3 separate regions of the Mus musculus genome follow, and all the other regions are linked to region 2. A link is a loop called in an ENCODE intact Hi-C map of the cell type or tissue named here. Cell type or tissue: heart. All regions are shown on one strand.

Evidence for each region. Peaks named below come from ENCODE experiments on the same cell type or tissue, not always from the same donor. Only the 100,000 strongest peaks of a DNase experiment are listed, where the experiment ranks them.
Region 1: a loop joins it to region 2, with 5 times the contacts of the local background. A loop is called at or near these places in 8 of 42 quality-filtered maps.
Region 3: it touches region 2 in a loop (1.8-fold over the local background); 2 of 42 quality-filtered maps call a loop at or near these places.

Annotation. Positions count from the first base shown.
Region 1 is chr3:89,726,657-89,734,656 of GRCm38, forward strand. Adar (adenosine deaminase, RNA-specific) reads left to right here and starts at 4,062. Exons shown (of 15, transcript NM_001146296.1): 1 at 4,062-4,182. The coding sequence starts at 4,155. In heart, CTCF peaks have their summits at 589, 2,395 (motif pointing left), 3,848 and 4,496 (motif pointing right); DNase peaks (open chromatin) are centred at 591, 3,985 and 4,625; H3K4me3 peaks cover 1,571 bases; H3K27ac peaks cover 1,084 bases.
Region 2 is chr3:89,855,150-89,863,149 of GRCm38, forward strand. It overlaps She (src homology 2 domain-containing transforming protein E), which reads left to right. Exons shown (of 6, transcript NM_172530.3): 6 at 1-3,697. Among named protein-coding and RNA genes, the nearest start is that of Gm46811, 13 kb to the right of the region's middle. In heart, CTCF peaks have their summits at 2,411 (motif pointing left) and 3,202 (motif pointing left); DNase peaks (open chromatin) are centred at 5,352 and 6,042.
Region 3 is chr3:89,334,963-89,342,962 of GRCm38, forward strand. Efna4 (ephrin A4) reads right to left here and starts at 3,066. Exons shown (of 4, transcript NM_007910.2): 1 at 2,876-3,066; 2 at 215-510. The coding sequence starts at 2,988. It overlaps Adam15 (a disintegrin and metallopeptidase domain 15 (metargidin)), which reads right to left. Exons shown (of 23, transcript NM_001037722.3): 17 at 7,327-7,399; 18 at 6,975-7,113; 19 at 6,546-6,615; 20 at 5,901-5,975; 21 at 5,439-5,510; 22 at 5,093-5,217; 23 at 4,678-4,991. The coding sequence ends at 4,949. In heart, CTCF peaks have their summits at 4,627 (motif pointing left) and 5,710 (motif pointing right); DNase peaks (open chromatin) are centred at 2,819, 2,959, 4,719, 5,849 and 1 weaker place; H3K4me3 peaks cover 4,123 bases; H3K27ac peaks cover 3,187 bases.

The sequences.
Region 1 (8,000 bases), 130 kb before region 2:
TAAACTTTATATGCCTTCTATCTCCGGGTGTTGGAAAGGAACTATCAGAAAACTGGGGCTGGACTTTTCAAGCCTGAAGGAGTGTGATTTGACTGTTGGGCAAACAAGATGGAAGGCGGGCCAAGCCAACAGTATACAATGTGGCAGACACTGTTTGGGCCTGAACCTTTATCCTAAGAGTAATGGGTAACCTTCAAAAGGCAGCAGTAACCCAATCAGATTTGAGAACACTTTGGAGGAAGCCAGGGTAGGTTCCAGAATCAAAATTAGATTGTGAAAGTACCCAAAGAGTCCCCAAACCAGTATTAAGTATTTTCAGTTTTATTTTATTTTATTTTTGACAGAGCTTACTGTGTAGCCTAGCCTGGCCTTAAACACTTGGCTCTATCAGTGTAGAGAACCTCCTGTCTCTGCCTCTTGAGTGCTGGCATTATAGGTGTTGATGACACTTTACATGGGGCACGGCAGTTGCTTGAAGTATGTATTGGAAAACTGAGTGTGTGCACTTTCCCAGCAAGGCCAGTGTGCCCCAAACTGCTTTAAATACTGCAGACAGGTGACTCAGCACTCCACTCTGGAGGCTGCTGGGTGTCACTGCACCGAGCTGCCTCTGGAGGAGGAAGTGCCTGGCCTTGCTTGTTCCTAGTGGCTACTGGCATTGCTCAGCTTGGGGCTGCATCACTGTCGTCTTTAATGTCAGCATCTCCATCACTGCCTCCGACTTCAGAGGATCTTTTCCTCTGTGTGTAGATGGAGATTTCTGTGAACTTGTCAATGGTGAAAAAGTGACATTTTAAACCAAGTTAAAATGCCTGGTATGGTGGCACACACCTGTAATCCCAGCACTTAGGATGCTGAGACTGGAGGATCTTGAGCAACAAGGTGGAATTCTGTTTCCAAGAAAATAAAGACTAGAGGAGTTAGGAAAGGCAGAGCCCCTGCAGGGAAGGCTATGGAACTATGTAGTCAGCCAGCAGGGGCTCTGAAAGGCCCTGTAGTGTTGCTGGCCCCTCCCCAACCCAGGTTCCTCCTCAATCTCTGCTCTAGGACAGTAAGAGACAGCATCATGGTACCATTAAATTCTGTTAGGAAGATGGAATAAAAACTACTCAATTAAGAACAGGGAGAAACAGGCAGAGCACGAAGATCTCTTGAGTTTGAGGCCAGCTTGGTCTACAGAGTGGGTTCTAGGACAGCCCATGCTACACAGAGAAACTGTCTTCAAAAAAAAAAAAAAAGAAACCAAAACAACAACAACAAAAAACAAGGAGAAAAAGTAAATTCCATATATTGGCTATTTTATGAATTGTCCATCTGGCAAATTGGCTGTTAGTGAAATCCACCTGTTTTCCAAGAAATGCTGCAGCACTCAGGGCCCAGTCTGTTGTTGCTGACCCCATACAACACTTACTCCACAAGCTAAAGATGGGGCCATTGTCTTGCAGGAGCTAGGACTGAGCAGAGCTCAGGCTGGGACTGGGGGAGAAGAGGAAGGAAAAACAGTGGATGAGAATCCCTTACCTTGAGTCCTAACTCAGAGGGGCCCAGATGTGGGCCAATAGCTGAGTCTCTACTGGCCAGAGCCACCCCAGCAGCTGACCAAGTACTACTCACAGGACTGAGCTTGCATAGGACAAACAGCTTGAGTACCAGACAGGATTTAATACATAGAGCCATAGGGTTTAGAGAGTTATTTTGTGGGCTGCCCATGAAGCTAAATGTGCGTGATGTGCACTCGGAATGGTCTATACAGGACTGTTAGCTGTTGTTCTGACAGTTGTTTTGGCATTGTCGTTAATATTATAACTTTATTATGTAACCACTAACCTTACTGGCATACACGTCTTTTCCTTTCATTTACTGGAGAACTCTGACTCAGTAATAAAAGGATGTCCCTTCTTCTGGAGACCTCTTTTTTGGGGGGAAGGGGGACAGCTACCCAAAACAGTTCTTGCTTTCTAGTAATTTCAAAATTAGAAGCCCTTGGAAGGGAGAGACAGAATTATAAGGGCTCAGAGTCAGTCAGCCTTAGCTGTATATTGGAGGAGTTTTAGGTGACCCTGAACTGTATGAGACCCTGTCTCAAAAACAAAACAAAACCAAAAGCTGGTTGTGGCTATCAACATCTGTAGAACATCTCTCAGGGTCGGTATAGCTAGGTGATACATCATTCTTTTGTCTCCTGAAAGCCTCCCAGATTATTTGAGCAAGTTAGACTGCTGGGGAAGGCCCTGTGAGTTTAGAAAATGAATGTTTCGGGGCTGGAGAGATGGCTCAGTGGTTAAGAGCACTGACTGCTCTTTCAGAGATCTTGAGTTCAATTCCCACCAACTACATGGTGGCTCACAACATCTGTAATGGAATCTGGTGCCCTCTTCTGGGGTGTCTGAAGATAGCTACAGTGTATTCCTATACATAAAATAAATAAATCTTCCTGGCCTGCAAGCGCCAAGGGGGAGGTTGTGATACCTTATTTTAGACACAACTGAGTTAGTTATTTGGGTGGTGACTAAGGAGTAGCCCTCTGAATTGGAACCTGGCAGGAGGCTCCCAAGCTCCTAGGGAAGTAAGCTGCTTGTGACAGGACTGTCACCTGTTTGTTCCCAAGGCCCTCCAGTTGAGGGGAAAACCTGGAAAAGGTAAACAGCCCCAGGTTGCAGTGGAGGTGCCACCTAGTGAGGCTGGGAGAGTTAGGACAGTTATCAAGGGAGCGAGACAAAGTTTAGGAATGAGACTGTCTGCGGGTCCTCAGTGGATCATTAGCCCCCAGAACATTCCTTCCATTTAGAATGCCTTGGACTTGAACCTGTCTTGTGCAATACATGATTGACCTTGGTTTTGCTTGGTTTGGGACAGGAGGTCTTCTTTCAGTATTGTTACATTGTTTCCCATCTGCTGCATTTGGCTGTGGTTTTTACTTCAATTGCTGTGTAATATCCTAAGGTGGGAACATCTGCTTATTTTAGTTTGATTGCTTTCAGTGTTGTGTAGCTTATCCTGCTAAATGCATATAATGGTTAAACCATGGGGTGTGTTTCTAAGTAATGACTTCCTGCAGTGACTGGGGTTGCTCCTTCTTGGTCCTCCTATGTGCTAGTTAATGGTGCCACACTGGTGAGTGGACAAGAACACCTACTCACTGTGACCTTTCCTGAGTTTCCCTGATGGCACAAGATTGAGCTCTTTTCCTGTGTTGATTGCCATTTTTTATCCCCCCCCCCCCAAGTTTCTGTTCCGCAAATTGTTTTACTTAGAGTGCACTATTATCCACTCACCTATGACTGTCTGGGACTCACTGTGCAGGGGATATAGGCGAGAACAGCCCTGCCCACTGGAGTGCCCCCGGGAGCACTGAAGGCAGGCAGCTATACCAAACAGGGAGGACATGATTGGGAGTGACTTTTGAGCCATCCATCTTGCCCAGACTGCTACATGCTGGGGCTTCTACTTACACTGTGTGTGCTGCTGGGTGCTGACGTTGTAGCATACACTAGATGCCCAGACTGCCATATGCTGGCCTACTTGCACCATGTGCTGGGTGCTGACACTGGTACAAACGCATCAGGTACCCAGGGATATGGAAGTGGAATTCCTCTGAAGTCTCAAAAACAAAACAAGGAAAGGGGGAGGAACATTCTAGGCTAAAGAACAGAATACGTGAAGGTAAAGAATTTTATCTACAAAAAGATAGGAAGTTTGGAGCAGCCAACAGGGGGAATGAAGGACAGGCTAGTGGGGACAGGGCATTGGCCAATGGTCACTCTAGGAGTGGACAGACTTGTAAATCTCGCAAGCAGTAGGGATTAAACACGGAAAAGGAACTTCCTCACAGGGCGGAGAGGGCGCTGTTGAGTGAAGCTTTCCAAAATACCGTGAACAAAAATAAGCTTGTCAGTGAAGTAAATAGCTCCCAAGCTCTCAGAGAACGTATATAGTGCCCTGCTAGTGGAGGTGGAGTGGTGAGGAAGGCGGTGGGCGTGGACTACGGCGGCCCAGCCCTTATGGTGGGCAGGATGCTGCTGCTCGGCTACCGGGAGCAAACCCCTCCCTCCTCTTGGCCCAACAGTTGGGCGGGGAAGCCTTTTCAAGGAAACGAAAGTGAACTCTGGGGAGCCAGCCATCTTACGGCCACAGGTGCGGGCCTTGCCGGCACTATGTCTCAAGGGTTCAGGGGACCCACAGGTAAGCCCGCGGGGTCTGCACCCTCATATCTGGCTCGCGTAGTGTGAATTACGAGGGTCACGTTCTCCTTCTCAAGCCGAACTGCCAGCCCTTCTGGGGATTTCTGTTCAGTTAGTTCTTGTAGCTTTGAGCAGTCTCAGGAAGGAGGCTGGTCAGAAGATAGACCAGCGTCTAAGCCAGACAAGGACCCAGGCCGGGGCAGACACCCCTTCTCTTTCTGCTAAGACCCCTGATGCCTTGCTGAGCCGCTATAGCCCAACATGAGCAACTTTTCTCATGATCCTCTTTGCTTTTTCAACTTCCTGAGAAATTTAAATTATCTCAACTAACCAGCAGGGGGAAGTCTTTTGCTTTATGGCCAAGAAGGGTGTCTTTCTGTAGCGCACTGGGTAAGCTTCGTGGAATTCTACTTAGCACTAAAATGAACTTGTGATGTCGTACATGAGCCCCAGCTGCAACGTTCTGAACAGAAAAACCCAGATTCCGAGGATTCATGCTGTGCACAGCACTGGATCTGTCATTCTGGAAAGCAGCGGGGATGGAAACTGACCCTGTGGTGGGATTAGGACTGTTCCTTGCCTTGGTTTGACCATGCTGGTTTGTTTGCTTTTGAGGCAGTTTCTACTTGTCTTGTGTTGCCTTGATTGCCCTTGAGCAAGCCACCAGTCTTTTCTCCCTAGAGCTGGAATTGCAGGCATGTCCCACCCAGGTTTATCCTTCAAAATTTTAAAAAGCTATATGGGATGTACCAATAGCCTCACACTTGATAAGCAAATGCTCTACTACTGTGTGTGTGTGTGTGTGTGTGTGTGTGTGTTGTAATTTGGGGGGTATGATGGTACTCATGAGGCAGAGGCAGGTATTTCTGAGTCCCAGGCCAGCCAAAGCTGTGTAGATGGCCTCAAAAACACAAACCAAAAAAACCCTACTCCAACAACCAACTTTTAATGTTGCAGATGTACAGGCACACTTGTACTTCTTTCTACGACAAAGGACAGCCTCGGAACTGGGCCCTCAGGCTTCCAGGAATTTTTCTTCTTGGTCCCCTATACCCTCAAGTGTCTCACAATTACTGATTTTTATACCACACTGTGTTTTGTTTTGTTTTTCTTGGGTTCTGGAGATTCAGATTCAGGTCCTTAAGATTGTGTGGCAAACGCTTTACTCACTGAGTCATCTCCCCAGCTCTTAATGGTGTGTGTGTGTGTGTGTGTGTGTGTGTGTGTGTGTCTACCTTCCCTCAAAATATTGCAGGCATCTGACTTGAAGGAAAGCACTTTTTACATATACTACAGTATGCACCTATGGATCATAGATGGTAAAGACAAAGGACTTATCTGTTGGTCCTAGAGATGGAAGGCAGGATTAGAATGGTGTTTGAAGAGCCATGTTTGATATTATATGTTAGGATGGTAAGATTGCCAGTCACGACAGAAGGCTGTGGCCCAGCTCCTGTAGCCTTCAGGCGAGTCAGGAAGGCTGTGAGCCACGTCAGAGATAGCACTACATGTTCTGTTTCCTTCTCTGGTCCTACCTCCCCGAAATAACTGAGTAAATTCCTTAGTTTCATTTCTTCTGTGCCTATTCTAGTGTTTGTGCATATATGAACTCACTCTCTCTCTCTCTCTCTCTCTCTCTCTCTCTCTCCCTTCTCTTCCCCCCCCCCCCAAACCAGGTTTTTTCTTTTCAACAGAAGAAAGCTTAACTTACATGTACTCTACCATTTACACTTTTCACATATACAAATTTTTTGTAGTAAAAATGCAAATGTATCCAACACAGATGTTCAGAAATTGTGACTAATGTTCCACAGTGTGAGGCTGTTATAACTTATTCAACTACTTTGTAGCTACGCACATATATTTCCCAGATTTTGTCTGAAAATAGCCATTTAAATCAAGAATGTAGTTAGGGCTGGAGAGATGGCTCAGCAGATAAGAACAGTGGCTACTATTGTGTCACATTGTCCAGTTCTGGGGGGAGGTAGGGTCTCTGCCTTCTGTGGACACCAGACACACATGTGGTGGACAGACATAAATGCAGGCAAAGCACCTATACACATAAAAATAAAATAAGTGTAAGAAAAGTAATTTATCTAGAAACTGACTTTAACCTTGAAATGAAAATGTCTTCTTTCTAAGTTCACTCAAAAAACTAATTGGATCTCCTACAGCCCCCATTGTTGAGCTATGTGATTGGGCTACTCATGTCAAGCACCATGACACCTCTGTCCCAAGCCCTGTGGGATGGGCGCAGAAAGAAGACCAGGGATGGTCTTGTCTGTATGGGCTTTGGTTCTGAATATGCTGCCCATCGTTATCTAGCCACTACTAGAAAATGCTCTCCACCTACCAGAAAAGAGTTTCAGGGTTTGATGGATACAAACATGTTATATAATAGTGATATAGGTAGGGTCACTAGACAAAGACATCATGTAGCTGAAAGGTGAAGATTGTGGTCACATGGGAATTGAGGAGCCCAGGGTTAGGTACCACAAAAGTGATTAGGACAGTAAGATTCCCAGTCATGACTGATGGGAAACAGAAGGCGGTGGCCCAGCTCTTGTAGCCTTCAGGAGAGTCAGGAAGGCTGTGAGGCACGTCAGAGACAGCACCTCATGTACTGCCCTCCACCCCATGACCTCTGTCACCACTGCTCCCCATCAGGCTGTTCATGGCAAGGTGTCCTTAGAGGCTGCCTCTGGCAGTTCCTGGGGAAGGTAAGAGGACCACTGGTAGTGGTGATGAGACCCTGCCTGTCTCCATATCCAGGTGAGCCTGGGTGCCAACTGAAGAGGGAGGACCACATGACATTTTTAGATGGCAACTCTCTAGAGTCCCTGTACCCAAATTTTGGTCCGTCAGGGTTGTGACTGACAGGTAACTCACTGAGGCCCTCTTACCACATGGAGATGGCTCCTGCTGTTACACTCCTCCCTCAGCTGGGAGGAGGTGAACTTCCGTCTCATCCAGCCTTAAGTTCTGCTTGTCAAGATTATCCACATGACAGAGTTTTAGACTAAAGGGGCTGTACTATGTAGTGGAGAGCCTGACTCACTCAGAGGGCTGATCTCACACACCCCACGTCCTGTCTTTTTCCTCACTTTCAGTATTGTGTTTGTTTCTTGAATATCATTTGCTTATTTTTCTAGATTTACACTTGTTTGTTTATGGGGTGTAATGGTGCATATACCATCCTGCACATGCCGTGATCAGCAGAAGGTCATTCTCTTCCATCACATGTATGTCCAAAGCACCAAGTCAGTGACAAGTGCCCTTGCCCACTTTTTAGCTGTGTTTTCCAGTTTTAGGAGGGTAGTTAGAGGGGTAAGTGGAAAGGTATTCTGTTGGGAGCCAACTCTCAGCAGAAATCAGCTATCATCTCTGCAGCCATCTCGGGCTATTTACTTACAGGTGGTACTTGTCCACCCTGACGAGAGACTTGTTTTCCTAGCATGATGTTTTTGCAAGAAGCCCACCACAGTTGAACACACTCAGATAACATCTTGTTTTTCTCCTATACATCCTGGACCTGTGGTTAAGTGTCTCCAGCTAGTACATATATACCCATAGCTGCCTTCCAATAAACGAGACTTGAGACTTTGATACTTGATCCTTGATCAGATAACCTGTCTTGTCTCCATTCTTCGAGTCTCTTGCCCCTCAGTCCCCACTTTCTCTCTTGCAGACCCTGTTGACTGACCCACGGACCAGATCAGTGTTCTCCCCCCCACACCAACCTCCTAATATCCCGTTGCAAGAGTTAAGTTGGAGGTCTCATTGAGGCATCTGAAATTGTGTCTTGCAACCTCCTCCCTC
Region 2 (8,000 bases):
TTTCTCCACGTCCTGATGCAGCTGTGGCCTTCACACAGCATTCACAACCTGAGGACTTCACAAGAGTATTATTTGGTTGGCTCTCCTAAGTACTTGCTTTCTCAATTTCTCTGGACATCTCTATCCTTCTGCAGTAAATCAGTGATATGAGCAGAAATTGGACGGAGGCCCCCAGATGAAAGTGTTACCAGTGTAATCAAGAGGTGGCATCCTTTCTATAACTCTGATCGTTATTAAGTGCACTCCAAAGATTTGATTTCTGATTTAAAAAAAAAATTCTACAGAGCTCAACACCTGTTTTGTTATTGGATAATTACATAGCACTCGAGACAGCCTTTTTCTTTGTGGTTTTTTTGTTTTTGTTTTTTTTTGTTTTTTTGCATGAAATCATCTTTAAGATTCCTTTCTGAAATTAGATTTGCTTTGTAATTTTTGGCAAAAAATTTTTACAACAAAATTGGGATCCCATTGTATGAACTGAGTCGCTGGTCTGAAAAGATTGCCCCTGATGTACAGACAGAACAAGCCAATATGTGCCTTACAGAAACATTTTGAACAATATTGTAGTCTGAGGCTGTCTCTTCTGCTCTCTAGGACACTAAATCATCGCATGCTTATCCGTGATCTGTGTACTGTAGGGAATCCCACAGGAGGGGCACGCTGTGTGTAGGTGCTAGTGGGAATGGGCTGGACCAGAACCAGAGGAACATTTCGTGTTCAGGTTTATAAACTGGATCTCAAGACTGTTCCACCCTCAGTGGAAACTGAAGGTTTGTAGCTTCTCAGATGCACAAAAAAATATTAACCATAAATTGGGTGTGGTGGCATACACCTTTAATCCCAGCACCCGGCAAAGGTAGGTGGGTCTTTGTGAGTTTAAGGTCAGCCTGGTCTACAGAGTTGCAGGACAGCTAGGGCTGCACAGAGAAACCCTGTCTTGAAAATCTAAAACAACACAAAAACCACCACCAACAAAACATCTGGTCAGATGTCTTAGGGAAGCATAGCCCCATCCTCGGCTCCCTCACCCGGCCATCCTGACTGAAATGTAGGAAGACTTTTGCTCCTGTGTCAGCGGACCTTAGCCAAAGGGTTGTGCGAGATTTTGTTTTAAAAGGCTGAAAGGGACTTCTCCTCAGTGGAGCACAGTGGCCTGCACGAAGGCTGTTCTCACAGCACTGACAATCATTTTGGCTTCTATGTGTAGTGCAGGGCTCTCGGTTTAAGTTTTCAGTAGCCACAATTCCGCCCAGCAAATGTCAGTCATCATGTATTACCTTGTATCTGTGCATTGTTCACTGTGTTGAACCTAGTTTAGCTCAGCATTCTAGCCATGAAGCCTTATTTTTTTGCTTAGCCCTCCCTATTCAGCAAATGGAGCCGTTGTCTTTAATGGTAAGAATATCATAAAATGTTTCTGGGTGGGGAAGGATTTGGGCACACGCCTCATGACTCTGATGAACACCGGCCTGGCAGGTCGGTGTCACCTGGCCTCTGCCACACGCCTGAGCGTGCTCCCTCCATATTTGCTTTACATGAGTGAAAGTGGAGGAGACAGAGTTTATATATAGTCCAGTCTTCATGGTAGGGCATGGGGCTATAAAAAGCAAAAATACTGTAGACTAGTGGAAGGCCAGTGAGGGAGATGTTAAAGCTGCTATTTTCTTCTTAGGTTGTGACACAAGCTGACAGGAGCCAGGGGACTCACAGCTGGGTGGTAGCATAAAGTACCCTATCCTACCGTGCTAAAAACAATTAAGCGCAGCAGGGTGTCCTAACCACTCACTGGTGAGCCTGCCAGCTGGGGCTTGTCCTCCGAGCTCCAAAAGATTGAGCTTTTTGTCCTTTTCTTCCTGATAAAGGTATTTTCTTGTTATCTTTATTCCTTTGAATTGATTCTGTCTGGGGGGGGGGTGTTTCTTCTGGTGAACCCTCAAGATGCTGTGAACATCTATAGCATCTAGAGAGCTGTCCACTTTTTCTCCTTTAGCAAAACTTATTTGTAAAAAAACTGCTTTCTTTGTTCCAGAGTATGGACTTAGACAGGGACCCCTGAGAACGGAAGGCATCTGTAATCCATCCAGCTGTCCAGGAGGTCCAAGAGTCCAAAACTAACCTTGGCAATAGAGCAAGGGTGTCTCCAAAAAGAATACAGGAAGGCAAAGGGCATTTCTACTTCCTGTAATAGCATAGCAGATTCTGTCCAGATGTATTCTAATCACTGTCTGAGGGGGCGCTGGCCAGTAGGATGTGCTGAGGAGGCAGAGACAGGAGGAGTTGAATTAGAGGTTACTCTTGGGTTACACCTTGGGCCAAAGAAATGGCTCAGAGGTGGAAAATGCTGCACTTGTAGAAGACCCTGGTTAGTTCCAGTATCCACATGCTGTCCAGGTCTAGGGGATCTGGCGCCCTCTTCTGGCTTCTGAGGGTACTGGGCAGGAACATGGTACACATACAAGCAAAACATTCATGCACATAAACTTTTTAAAAACCTGAATGAAGGAATAGAAACAATGGAGGAAGTCTAGTGAGTATGCACAAAAGCAAGTGGTGGTAAAGAAACAGGTGTCCCTTCCGGTTACTGAGAATGCTTTAATAGGCATCTGTAAGAACAGCCTGTATTGTTGGCCGTTTAGAGTCTGCGTCTGTGGTGCTGGAGTTCAGTCACTGGTCTCTGCCACAGGAAGGGGAGCTGGGCAGAGAACCAGTAGGGAAAGCTGGCTCTTCTCAACACAGGTCCTACCTTAATAGTCCTTGTTTGGTGTTTAGATTATTTACCAGTGTTGCCCCTGTTGGATAGGTCTTAATGTTTAATTCAAGAACAACTGTAAGTCATTCTTTGCTTACTAGATGAGTCTGTTAACATTTTCGTTAGGAGCTAATGACTTATTTTTCCTGGCCTCAGTCAAGAAGCCAGTGCATCTAGATTCATGCCCCCTGTACATGCTTCTGAAACTTAGGATTTCATTGCTCCCTTCCTGGGACCAGACAGCCATTGGTCGTCTTTCTGTCTTCTGTAGCCAGCACCCATTTAACCGTAAACTCCCTTGGGATCAATCTTTTGTCTTCTCTTTGCCACCTACATCCCACTAACTTGGCCTTGAAGAAACTTGACCTGTAAGAGCCTTCCCTGTAATTTAGCTTCCCGGCTTCATGGACCCTATGCAATGAAAGATGGTGTTCTACTGCCATCTACTGGGACAAGAAAAAAACTGCAGTTGAGAAACAAGGGTGCATTTAGGGTAGTTTGTCTCAAGGATTTTTGATACAGTCCATAAATCAAAATAAACGATGACACAGCAGTTGCCATCTTGAAATGTGCCCTTTACTGTAGAAAGGGTGTTTTGACTCCTAGTCTTCCCCTGGACCTAGGCTGGGTCATGTTGTTCACAATTTTAATTCTATTTTTGAAGACTGCTCTGTCAACAGATCATTGAGGCAGGAATCATTCTGTTAAGCTCTTAGCTGTTCCAAATGCTGTCAGGAGGATTTTACATTTAAAATATCAACTGATACGTCATTTTAACTTTTTAAAATATTTAAAAGGTTGTAATGCAGGTGCCTTGGCAATTGTTATTATAATGGAATCTTATAAATTGTTGGCTCTCTTCACCGGTCAGCGTAGCTGTGTGCCTTCCGGAAGATGGTTTACCCTGAAGTGTTACTTTCAATAAATGCTTTGCCAGGAAAACAGTCATTTGCTTTGTTCAGTTAGTTGCTGTTTTGGTTGGTTGGTTGGTCGGTCCATCAGTCTGTCCGTCGGTCGTGGGTCTGTCTGCTGGTTTTGTTGTGTTGTGGAGCTGGGTTGCATGTGCCAGGGTTTTGCCACTGAGCTGTACCCCGCTCAGTGAATTGGTCCCATTCATCCTGACAATCGCCTCCCTTCATGAAAAGTACTTCCTGTGCAGACACCTACTGGAGTGTTCTGTGAAACTGCTGATGCCAGAGTGTTCCAACGCAACGAACAGCCAGCAGCTGAGCCTCCCCCTCACTTCTCCCTCTACAGCCCTGCCACTCTGTATCCCTGGAGAATACAGAGCAGTGTGGTTCTCCTCTGTGGCTTAGTCTTCCCCAGCATGTCCTTTGTTCTCCTCCTTTGAGCATCACAATTAGATTCATGTGAATGGGTGTGAGAGAGTGTATGTGTGTGTGTGTATGTGTGTATTAGTGTATATGTGTAGGTGTGTGTGTATGTGTATGTGTCTGTATGTGTCTGTGTGTGTGTGTTTGTGAGTATGAGTGTGTGTTTTTGTATGTATGTGTGTATGTGTGTGTGAGTGTCTGTGTGTGTGTATATGTGTGTATGTGTGTCTATGTGTGAGTGTATGTATGTGTATGTATATATGTGAGTTTGTATATATGTGTATTAATGTGTATATATGTGGGTGAGTGTGTGAATATATGTTTATGTGTGTGTGCCTGTGTGTATATGTATGTGTCTGTGAGTATATGTATGTATGATTGTGTATGTATGTTTCTGTGTGTGTGAATGTATGTATGTGTATGAATTTTACTTATATAACTGTTGTCCTGGAACTTGCTTTTAGACCAGGCTGGCCATGAACTCAGAGTTACCCCCGTCTCTGCCTCTCCACAGTTGGGGTTAAAGTGCCTCCAGCACTCCCGGCTTTTTTTCCAATTTTTAGTGATGTGAAGAGGGGTGGTTGGTATGTGCACCTTTCTGCAGAGACCAGAGGCATCCAGTCCCTTGGAGCAAGGGCTACAAGCAGTAGTTAGCACATGGACGTGTATGTGCCCTTAACTGGTGAGCCTCTCTCCAGCCCTGGTTATTTTTATTTGTGTGGATGTGTGCAGTGTCTGCAGATGAAGGAGAGGGTTCTGGATCCCCAGATGTGGTACTGGGAGTGGAGTTGGTCCTCTTCACCACTGAGCCATCTAGCATCTGGTCTTACTGAGCATAGCTACGATTTGCCACCAGGTGCTGTAAGTACCTATCAGTTTTCTGAATTCGTGTGTAAGGAAAGAGGATGTTTACATGCAGCAATGCTCCTTCTGCCCCATCTGGGGAGTCAGAGTAATGCTTTTTTAGAATTCAGACTGAACATATTTGTAAGAGCCCAGGTTCAGGTCCTGAGTGTTGGATTCCTGCACTGTGAAGGGGCGAAGGTGTAAGGAGCCTCCTTTTTCAAATAAGGATCTCAATGCTCAGCTGATCAATGTGTCCTGGGTTAGTCACATGGGAAGCAACGGGCAGACCAGGTCTGCCTCAAATCCAGGTGTTTGCTTGTCAGTGTTGGTGTTGAGACAGGGTGGTGGTGGTGTTTATTTGGTTTTTGTTTTTTAATGTAGTCCAAGCCTCTACAAACTTAAGGTCCCCCTGCCTCTACCATCCTAGTCCTGGGATAGCCAGTGTGTGCCACCATGCCAAGCCACACCTCTACTTTCCCTTCCAGGTCATCTACTCCACCTGCAGAACCCTTCATGTCTGCAGAACAGGGTCAGTAAGGTGAGGTCCAGGGGATGCTCAGGCTTAGAGCACGGCTGCTTGGGCAGACTTCCCTTCCCAGCACGTATGTGGCTCACAGCAGTTCCACAGGAGCCACACCTCTATGGGCTCTGTGGTCATACATTCAAGCAAGCACTCATACACTAAAATCAGAATAAATACTGAGTTTTGAAAACACACCTCTACTCCCTTATATTTTGGTTGTGAGCCTAGCCTTTAGCAGCTGAGCCATCTCTCTAGCCCACACCACTCTACTCTCCAACAATGGAAATATATCAGGCCAACAGGACGTATAGGTTTGCAGTGCTGAGCAGAGTTCTCCCCCAGAGCCCTGGAGGTCTGAGCTCTCCAGGAAACCTGGACCAAAGGCTAGAGAGCATGCCCCTGCGGCAGCCAGATCCAGAGAAAGAATGGCCGGTTTAGAAAGAGAAGAAGCAGCCCCTACTTTTACCCATCAATGTGAAACTAGGCACTGGCCCTCTGTGTTCAGCCACACCTCTGGACTGCATCCCAGTGGACTTGGGGCAAAGGAAACAGACACAGGGAGGACTCTCCCTCCAGGACAAAGCTAGGCTGAGGCTGGCAGGTGGCCTCCTGGCAGCCTTTCCCCTATCCCAGGAGCCCCTCCCCCTTCTACACCCCCTGGGCCCAGATGGTTGTGAAATCCGGCAGACTGCTGAAGCTCTGAGGAGCTCTGCTCTGAGGCTGGAGGGTCAGTTCCAGTTTCTTTCCCCACACTGTGAGTCACAGTGAGCTCACCATTCACTCACAATGCTTCCTCCGTGGCTTTTCAATGACTCACTTTGCCTTCTGATACGTGTGTACAAAGGAATAGGACAACAGATTCGAAATAATTACATTTAAAGCTGCATTACTGCACTTGCAGATTAATCCAGTTGACTTGTCAAAGAGTGAACCGGTGTGGTAGAGGCAAGAAAAGGCATCCACTGAGAGCTAATTAACAGCCTGGTCTACATAACGCATTCCAGGACAGTCTGGGCTACATGATGAAACCCTCTCTCAAAAAAGTAGAAATAAGTTAGACAGAGACAGAGAGTTAACAAAGATGTGCTCATTTTGGATTATTTTAAACTGAGTTTCCACCTAAAACATCGCTTCTACAACCCTTGTCTTTTAAAAACAGAGTATCAAGCTTTAGTAGAGGGTACCGTGAGTCACCTCATACCTACCATCCCCTCCAGGACAAATGTCTTTGGGAGACTTTGACTCTAATCGCTTTGTTCCCTTGCTGGGTTTCTTTGGTTGGTCAGTTTTTTAAAATAAAGATGGGTTTACATTTGCATCCTTGGGCAGGGCCCACACTTGTTTTCTCTGTGCTGTTTCAATTTTAGTGTGTGTGATGCCCAATTGGCTGTTAAAGACTCAGTCCGGCTACGGTGCCCAAATTAGCCTTGAACTCCTGGGCTCAAATAATCTTTTTGCCTTCCAAGGAGCTGGAACCACAGGCCTGTGTTGTGCCTGGCCTTCATAGACAACTGCTCTGAGACAGTTTAACCTACTAAAAACACAGAGGGAGGCAGGGCACAGTGCGCTCACCTCTAATCCCTGCACTTGGGAGGCAGAGGCAAGTGGATCTCTGTGAGTTCAAGGCCAGCCTGGTCTACAGAGCTGGGTCTACATAATAGGAGATCCACCTCAGGAAACCAAAAAATGAAACAAAGACAAAAAGAGAGATGAGATTATAGCTTCTTAATGAAAAGTTTCCTTTCATTATAGAAACAATGCTCACGGAAAATGTTGCTACGTAATACACATAAAGGGAAAGAGAAAGCCCAGGTCCGCTTTGATTTCACAGATGTTGTTCTTAGGCCATTTTGCTGGTTGTAACTCAGGTCCGAGGCAGCTGTCCCCAAGAAGAGCTGCACAGCAGCCACCGGTCCCTGCACTGCTGCCGCAAACAGCCTGGCTGAGATAGTGCCCCACCCAACTCCCAGGACATTATCGTCCTTGGAAGAGAGGAAGAGCAGGAAATCAGGGACTCAAGGTCACTCTCAGCTTCAGAGAAAACTCAACGAGAAGGAGGAGGGGGAGGAAAAGAAAGAAAAGAAAAGAGGAGGAGAGAAAGAAAAGAGAAAGAGAGAGAGGAAGGAAGGAAGGAAGGAAGGAAGGAAGAAAGAAAGAAAGAAAGAAAGAAAGAAAGAAAGAAAGAAAGAAAGAAAGAAAGAAAGAAAGAAAGAAAGAACTTAGTTTAGGGATCTTGCTTTGGTTTTTGTTGTTGTTTTGGAAGCTCCAGAAAACCTCGTATTGTAGTTTGGTTGAGACACAGTAAAGCAGGGACTGGAGAGATGGCTCAGTAGTTAAGAGCACTGGCTGCCCTTCCAGAGGTTCTCCTGAAAGACCCACAACGTGAGGACTCCCCCATGTTCTGACTCAGGAGAGGTGACACCCCAAAATCACCCACAAGAAACGGGTCTTGCTGCAAATTGCAAGAGGATTTTTTATTCAAGAGCGCTCTCGGGCCCATGGTCATACACCACGCAGGGGTAGAGGACCGTGGCGCCCCGAGTAGCTG
Region 3 (8,000 bases), 520 kb before region 2:
CTCAGCATTTCCCTAGTCCTTCCTGGCTTCCACACTCTTCCCTGCAGACTCAGTTGAGCTGTTCCCTAACCTCGTCCCAAGCTCAACCCAACTCTCTAAGCATCAGGAGCCACAGCTCCCTTCCCCACAGCCTTTCCTTTCTCCTTACTTTAGAGGTCTCTGACACAAGGCAAAGTCCCACTCTTCTCCCCCACCTTCCCCCAGAGGCACTCACAGATGTAGTAGTAAGTCTCTCCAGGCAAGAACTCAAAGCCCAGCGGGAAGGGTGTGTAGCGCTGAATCTTTTCTGAGAATCGAACAGGGCTGAAAGGGGCAAAAGGCATCGAGCAATTCCAGCGCTGGAAGGCATTTGCCCCCTCTGCCGTGCAGGCCTCGTAGCCTGACCAGTCCACCATGTATAATGCAAAGGTTTCCGGGCCTTCTGGGGGCCCTGGGCTTTCATAATGTGGGCAGAAGATGTCTAGGTAATCGTTGAAGCCCAGCTCCACCACGGCATCTCCTCGGAGCAACCTGTGGGCACAAGGGAGTGTTGGCTGATAGGCTATAGCATAGGACCACTGGGGCACATGTGGGGTCTGAGCCTGCCTCTGTCATACCCACTAGAGATGGAATAGTTCAGGAATACATGAGTTTCTAAGAGAGATCCACCCCGTTTCAAAAAAATGTCCTCCCTTTTTTGGTAGCTGGGATTGAACCAAATGTTCTATTATTGAGCTATAACTAGCTTTTTTTTTTTTTGGAACAGGGTATTGCTAAATCGCACAGGCTCTATAGTTTAGGCAGGCCTTGAACCTATCTACGACCCTCCTGTCCTAACCTTTCAAGTAGCTGAGCTTACATGCCTGCGCCAATTCCCAGACTGAACCTCTCCTTGATAGATAAATGTGCCCATCATGTCAGTGTTAGCAAGGCTAGAAGCTGCAGTGCCCAGCCCACAAGGCTTGTTATTGTCGAGGAGACCATCACCATACCCTATCTATAGGGGCACCTTCCCTGCAGCCTATTGCCCCCCCCCCCACCCCCATGGGGCCTGGCCTACCATCTGTGCTTGCTAAGAGGACGAACGTTGCCAGGACACTGAGGCAGGGAACAGATATATGCCCACAGAATAGTTACCGACATGAAGCAGGAGCTGGGAGGGTCTTCAGTGTCATCACAGCGAGAGGTAGACTCTTGCCCCCCACAGTGAAAAGAAAATGAGTAGGTGGGCGCTTTTTCACTTTTTACAGATTTTACTATATGGCCCAGGCTGGCCTTGAACTCACTATCTTCCTGCTTTACCTCAGTCTTCATTCATTTTATCATTTTTTTAAGCTATGCGTGAATGTGTATGTGGGTATGTGTGAGTGAGTGCAGGGGCTGATGGAGGGTCCTCTGGCTGTGAGCCCTATGTGTGACCTCAGCCTTCCAAAGACTGGGATTTACAGGCCACCACACACAGTCCAGCTTCCTTTCTTAAGCAGACAAGTAGATGCTCATTATCAAGACAGTCCCCTCCACACAATCAAGATTCTCTTCCTCTCCTCTCAGAAGCAGCCCGAAGGGGCCAGGACAGGCGAGAAGGGCCGGACAGGCCACCCCCCAAGCACCACATACCGAATGAGTCCAACACAGGCACGCACACAACAAAGCATGATTTAGAAAAGGCCTCTAAACATCCTTCAGTGGGTGGCCAAGAACCACCTGCTGTGTCGACTCTTGATTAGAAGGATTCCTGGGCTAGGCTCTGACCACTAGCCAGAGAAGGAACCAGGAACAGAGGGGAGATAGGATCTTTGTATGCTTCATCACACTGGGTGTGGAGAAACACCCCCTGCCAAGCCAGAGCTCAGGAAATACTTGTGAATTTGGTGAATGAACTAGAAACACAAGAGCTGGGGGCTGAGGGACTGGTCTGGAACTGAGATAGAAGAAGTCAGAGTCCAGGACAATAGCGCTTATCACCCGGTATTGGTATTGGAATGACTATCTTTAGGCCTGCCCTCCCTGGGGGGCTGTGGCCTCCCACGGGGCAGGGTTTCATTGGTAAAGCCCAGCAGCTCAGCACTGGTCTTGACACACACACAGAGTATGTGCTTATCAAATGTTAGTGAATAAATGAACAGAGCCACAGATTGTCTGAAGTAGAAAATCAGAAAGGAAAACAGATGGGGAAGGCAGAGAGGCAGGGAGGAATGGGAAGCAGGATGCAAACAGCAAAAAATACCGAGGTTCAAAGGCAGCCAGCTCAGCAGAGGGGAAGAAATAAGCATTGAAATCTGTACAGCGGCACTCCTTTCCACAAGCCTGACCTCAGTCAGTCCACTTGCTTCCCAGGGTACTGGGTATTATTAGCCCATTTTGTAGATGACATAACTGAGGTGAGCAAGGTCAAATGACTGGCCCACAGGTGAATCAGATGGAAGAACAGGGCCAGGATTGGACAGAAATAAGATCAAGATGGAAGCAGAGATATCCAGGGGCCCGAGAGGCTCTCAGAACCAGAGAGGAACTCAACGTTCTTTCACTTGGGTAAAAATCCCTCCCTGGTTCTCAGCGGTCCACCCCAGCTCCTGCCCCGCCGGAGGTTTGGGCTCCCTAGAAAAGGGGGGCGGGACCCGGAATACGGGGCCCAGGCCCCCTCAGCTCCCTGCTCTCAGACTCCAACCGACCACCCTCAGGACTAGGGTGGTCCGCTCGCCCCCACACACACGTTCGGGCGGGGGGGGACCCCCGGGCACGCCTCGCCCCTCCCCCGCCGGCTCAAACAAAGGAGCCCCATCGCGCGGCTGGGCAGGGCTCAGACAGCGCCTTGCAAAAAGGCGAGCAGCGGGCGCGCGCACAGCCTGGGAGCGCGCGGGCCCAGCTCGGCTCTCGCCTCGCTCGGCCGTGCTACCTGGGGTTAGAGGAGTTCCAGTAGATTGGGTGGCGGAGGCTGGAGCACCCCGGCAGGCGCGAGCCGAGCAGCGCGGCCCAGAGCACAGTCCGCAGCAGGGGCAGCAGCCGCATCGCCCCTGGGGTCCAGTCTGGTCTGGCCCGGCTGGTCCCGGCCCACTTCTCTGTCCCGGCGAGAAAGGTACAAAAGTGGAGGGGGGTGGGGGGTACGGAACGGAGGAGGGGTGTGGAGGCTCCTAGACCACAGCCCTGGGTAACTTTCCACCAATGAAAACTTGTCTCCGCCTCTCTACTCAGCGCCAACTCTTGTTAACCCTTTGTGCTTCCTGTGCCCCGAGCGCTCCAGGTTAGCCAAAGCGTCCCTTTGTTATCTCACTGTGCTGGAAGAGGGTGGCATGGTGGATATTCCACTAAGGACTTAATGCTTGAGGGTTTTGGTTTTCTATGTGTGTGTACGTGTCGGCGCTTCTATTCCTTCTCCACCTTATTTTTTGAGACAGGGTCTCTCACTGAACCCTGATTGGCTTGGCTTGCAGTCCTGTAAGCTTGGGGTCGGGGTAGGAGGGGGTGCTCCTGTTTCCTAGCCCCACCTCACCCCTCCCACCCACGGAGGGGTTACAGAAATAAACCACTAAACTTAGGGCTTTTTACACGGGTGCTGGTTATCCAAACTCAGGTAAGCACTTTACCAAGGCTGTCTTCTTTCAAATCCTATGTTGTACTTTATTTTGTTTAAAACAGGGTCTTAACACTAAAGTCTGGCTGGCTTGGAACTTCTATTATAAGCCAGGCTGGCCTCAGACTGGCAATGATCCTCCTGCTCTATCCTCTCCAGTGCTGGGATTACAGCCACGGGGTTCATGCAGCACCACCTAAGAGGGCCGGTTCGGTTTATGTTTAGATCTTGTCCTTTGTGTCTTCATTGGTTCAAGGTAGAAAGCCTCATTGAAGTCTGGGAGGTCAGAGCTGGATGGCACATGAAGTACACCCATAGAAGAATCCAGCATTCTAGTCAGCACACAGCAAGTTCCTATTTGGGGGTAGGAAAGTGTGTACATAGGTGCCGTGCGCGCGCGCGCGCGCGCACACACACACACACACACACACACACACACACACACATGATGGCCAGCACCTGATACCCCAGATACTTTTGGAGGCTGAAGCAGAATTACCTTCCATGCATTGTTCTTTTGCTTTGCACACGCAGATGGTACAAGGGGAAGGACTGAAGTGGCTCTGGGGACACCCCTGACATTCCTCTAGAGCATCGTGCTGGGTGACCATTGTGGGACACAGCCTGCCCCTTATCCGCACACACCTCTCTCCCAGGAGTCCTCAGTCCTGAGGTCTAAATGATGAGGTGGTAGCAATCAGTACAAAGCACAAAGCACCTTTGTTCTGGAACCTTCAGGTGGGGGCAGGGAAGTGGAGGAGGCAGGTGTGAAGCCTTGGAATCCAAGCAGCCGCTGCCCTGCTCCACCCAGGCTCAGGGCTCTGAGAACACCAGTTAGATCCATTTTCCCAGCCACTGGTCAGAGGGTGGGGATGCAGGTCTGACGACTTAGGTCATTTGTCTCTAGCTGTGGTGGGGGCTGAGCAGCATTGCTGGGGAGAACTTGGGAGTCCAGAGGCCATCGGACCCAGACTGGGCAGAAGCAAGCCAGAGGCATCCTAAGTGACACATTCTTGTTGACCCTTTCTGGGAAGTGATCCTATTCTACAGGCCCTGGTTTGACCCAGCAGCGTCTCCTAGTGGCCAGACCTGCAAACAGCAGGAACTACCCAGCTTCCAGGAGCAGACACATTCCAAGATCTCACATTTATTACAACAGAGCAGAGATAGACAGTGTCCATGTCCTTCCGCCACCTACTCCAGCCCCGGCTTCGGCCCCTCCCCAGCATCCCGCTGCAGCTATTTTAGTGCGTCCCCAGGTATTGCTTAACAGCGCCTGGTGGTTCTTTAGGGCTGGACACCAGATTGTCTGTTCTCCTGCTTCTCTAGTGTTTGGGGCAGAGGTTCCATTTCTTTGAGTCTTAGAGCTTGAGAAGGAGGCAGCCAAATCTCCAGAGGTCAGAGGTAGAGCGAAGATGCTGCAGGGGGTGGTGGAGCTGGCCTGGAGTTTAGAAAAGCCAAGAAGGAAAATGGTCAGAACTCCTGCCTAGATGCCTCGCTGGCAGCAAGTCACTTAACCTCAGCAACACCCTCTTCACCTACCTGGAGGGCACCACCAGCGGCAAGCTTCCATCTCCTGGGCCAGGCAGGTCACCTGGTGGGTGCTGGCCCTGTGGGTTGGCAGGCAGTGGCTTTCTTGGGGGTGGGGGTTTGGTAGGCCCCTGAGACTGAGAAAGAAGGCCAGTTTGGAAAGAGGTCATGTTTCTCACCCACAATGTAGGGGTTCTAAGAGCCGTGCTAGTGGTCACTTTTGTCTCCAAACAAACCTGTCACTACCAAAGGTGCCACTGGGATACATGCCGTCAGGCACAGAGGGAGGCAACCTGTCTCCCATTGCCACCATTGCTCTAGGTAGGAGAGGCAATGTCCTGTTCCCCCTCACTGTTACCTTTGGGCGCCTCACCACAGGGTCAGCGGGCAGAGGGCGAGTGGGGGGATTGGATCGGTCAGCCAGCGCAGCCTGAACAAAGAGAGGAGCAGTGGCTTGGAAAGCATGGTCCAAGGTAGTGAGCGTGCAGACACTACCCAGGGGTCGACATGCAAACTCAGCCGAGGGTGGGGGTGGGAGTGTCCAGAGGAAAACGGGAGCATGCGCAGAGCCCCGGGGAAGGAAGGTGCAGATCGATCACGGAGTCCCTGGATGGCTGCAGTCCTACTATAGACCACCAGGTGGTAGTAGAGACCATGGCGGGAGGCTCACCCTTTGCTGCATCTGGGACTTTGAAGGCTGAGGGGGCACCCTGGTCTCCTAATGAAGAACACCACTGGGGGGAAGCAGGGATGAGAACTGCGATTGGGCACCACACCTCCCACCTGTCCTGAGCCAGGGCAAGGCCCAGCCCAGATTTACCTGGAGTTTCTTGGGCACGGGGTTAGGTGGCAGCGGCCTGGAGGGGGGCACTGGAAAGCTGACCACACTAGCTTGCTGAGAAGGCAGGAGGAGCAGACAGGCAGAGTAGGCAAGAGGAAACAGACAGATGTGGGCAGAAAGGGGTTAGTGTTCAGAGAGGGCAGCAGGGCCCCAGAGGCAGTGAGGTCACTGAGCTGCATGCGGGGAGTGGCATGTGCTGGAGGGGACATGCAGGCTGACTCCATACACACCCTCTTGCCATTAAAGGTAGAGGGCTTAGGCCCTGGGCACTTGGCATCCTTTCACACATGATGTCCTGGGCCTTATCAGATCTTAGCACACGGAAGGTCCTTTTGCACAAGGCCCCATTATCCCATGGCTCTGGTCGCTGTGAAGGGCATGGATAGAACCATCTCTCAAAGCCACTGATTGGGCCAGCTGAAAGAGCTCAGCAGAGCCTTCTGGTGGTGACTGGCTCACCCACTCTGGCTGTCCTTGTTTCTCTGCCTGCTACTTACTGGTCCTGAGTCCTTGGATTGACTGAGTACTCCAAGTCTTTCTGAGTCTTGAACCCTTAGTGCTACCTCTAAGGCCCGAGTTAACAAGTAATGTGGACTCCTCTTTCCTCTGGCATCCAGGGCTTACCTTAGTGCCTGTCATCTGCTGTGCCCGCTGTGGAGGTCCTGGTCGTTCAGGAGGACAGGATTGGGGTGCCCTGAGTATGAAGAAAGCCAAAGAAAAAAATGGGACTAGCCACCTACCTGCTGATCTGGGAGAATTGAACCCTTTGGCCCTTGGAGGGTAGTTGTGTGTGCTTGAGCATCCTGGAAGAAGGCTACCTTTCCCCTGCCTTGGGGTCCTGAGAGAAGTGGCCCTTGTATCTGGGGGTGAAGTTAAGGGAAATACACAGAGATGACAGGTAGGTGTGTAGGAATGGTAGTCAGGAAACTCAGGATCTGAGAGTTGGAACTTAGAAGCAAGGGGTAAGGACTGAATGTCTTGGGGCCTTTAGAATCAGGGCTCCAGGACTGTCCCTGACTGAAGGAAACAGCAGCAGGGACAGGATGTTCATACCTATATTGGCAGCTGGATCCCTTAAGCTGGCAGAGCCGCTGATGCAGGCGGGCACGGTGCCAGTAGCTGGCACCAAGTAGTACGAGGACCAATAACAACAGGAGGCTGAGGAGCAGGCCTGTGGTCAGGGAGCTGGTTGCTATGGAGAGAGGTCCAAACTGAGGGTGGGTCTGGCTAAGAACTCTCTCCTGAGAGAGGAGCAGGGATAGGGAGGAAGTGAGGTGCTGAGGAACCAGAGACACCTTCAGGAGTCACAGAGTCAAGGGACAGAGAGTAAAGGGGTCAGGAAGGGGACGAAGGAGAGAGGAGATGGTCAGAGCTTCCCAATACCCCGGGCCCATCCTCTAGCTACCTTTGAGCTGGGTCATGCAGTCTGGAGGTGCCCAGCCCTCTTCACAGCGGCAGTGCCCGCTGCTGTCACAGACCTAGAAGGACAAAAGGCAAGCAATGAGGGCGTCTGTCAGATAGGACCACTTCCCTGTGTATGGCTTTCCTTTTTGTTTTATTTTGCTTTAGTTTTTCAAGACAGGATTTATCTGTGTATCCCTGACTTTCCTAGAATTCGTTCTAGAGAGCAGGCTGCCTTCAAACTCGGAAATCCACCTGCCTCTACCTCCCAAGTGCTGGGACTAAAGGCATGTACCACCACTGCCGGCTTTTCAAGAATTCTTTTTTATCCCCTAAAGCTTCTCAGACTGTCAGGAATGCTTCGGAGGATGGGTAGACAGGCAGTCCTGGAGAGGGGGAGTCTTTATCCGTGCCAGGGGAAATGCCAGCAAGCTAATGCTTTTGTTGTTGTTTTTGTTTTTGTCTTTTGAGATAGGGTTTCTCTGTGTAGCCCTGGCTGTCCTGGAACTCACTCTGTAGACCAGGCTGGCCTCAAACTCAGAGAGCCGCCTGTCTCTGCCTCCCAAGTGCTGGGATTAAAGGCGTGTGCCACCCCCGCCCGACTAAGTTAATACCTTTAATATGCTGGTCACTAGTTAGCCACTTTCAGGCCCTCCAGGATATGGGTACCATTATTAT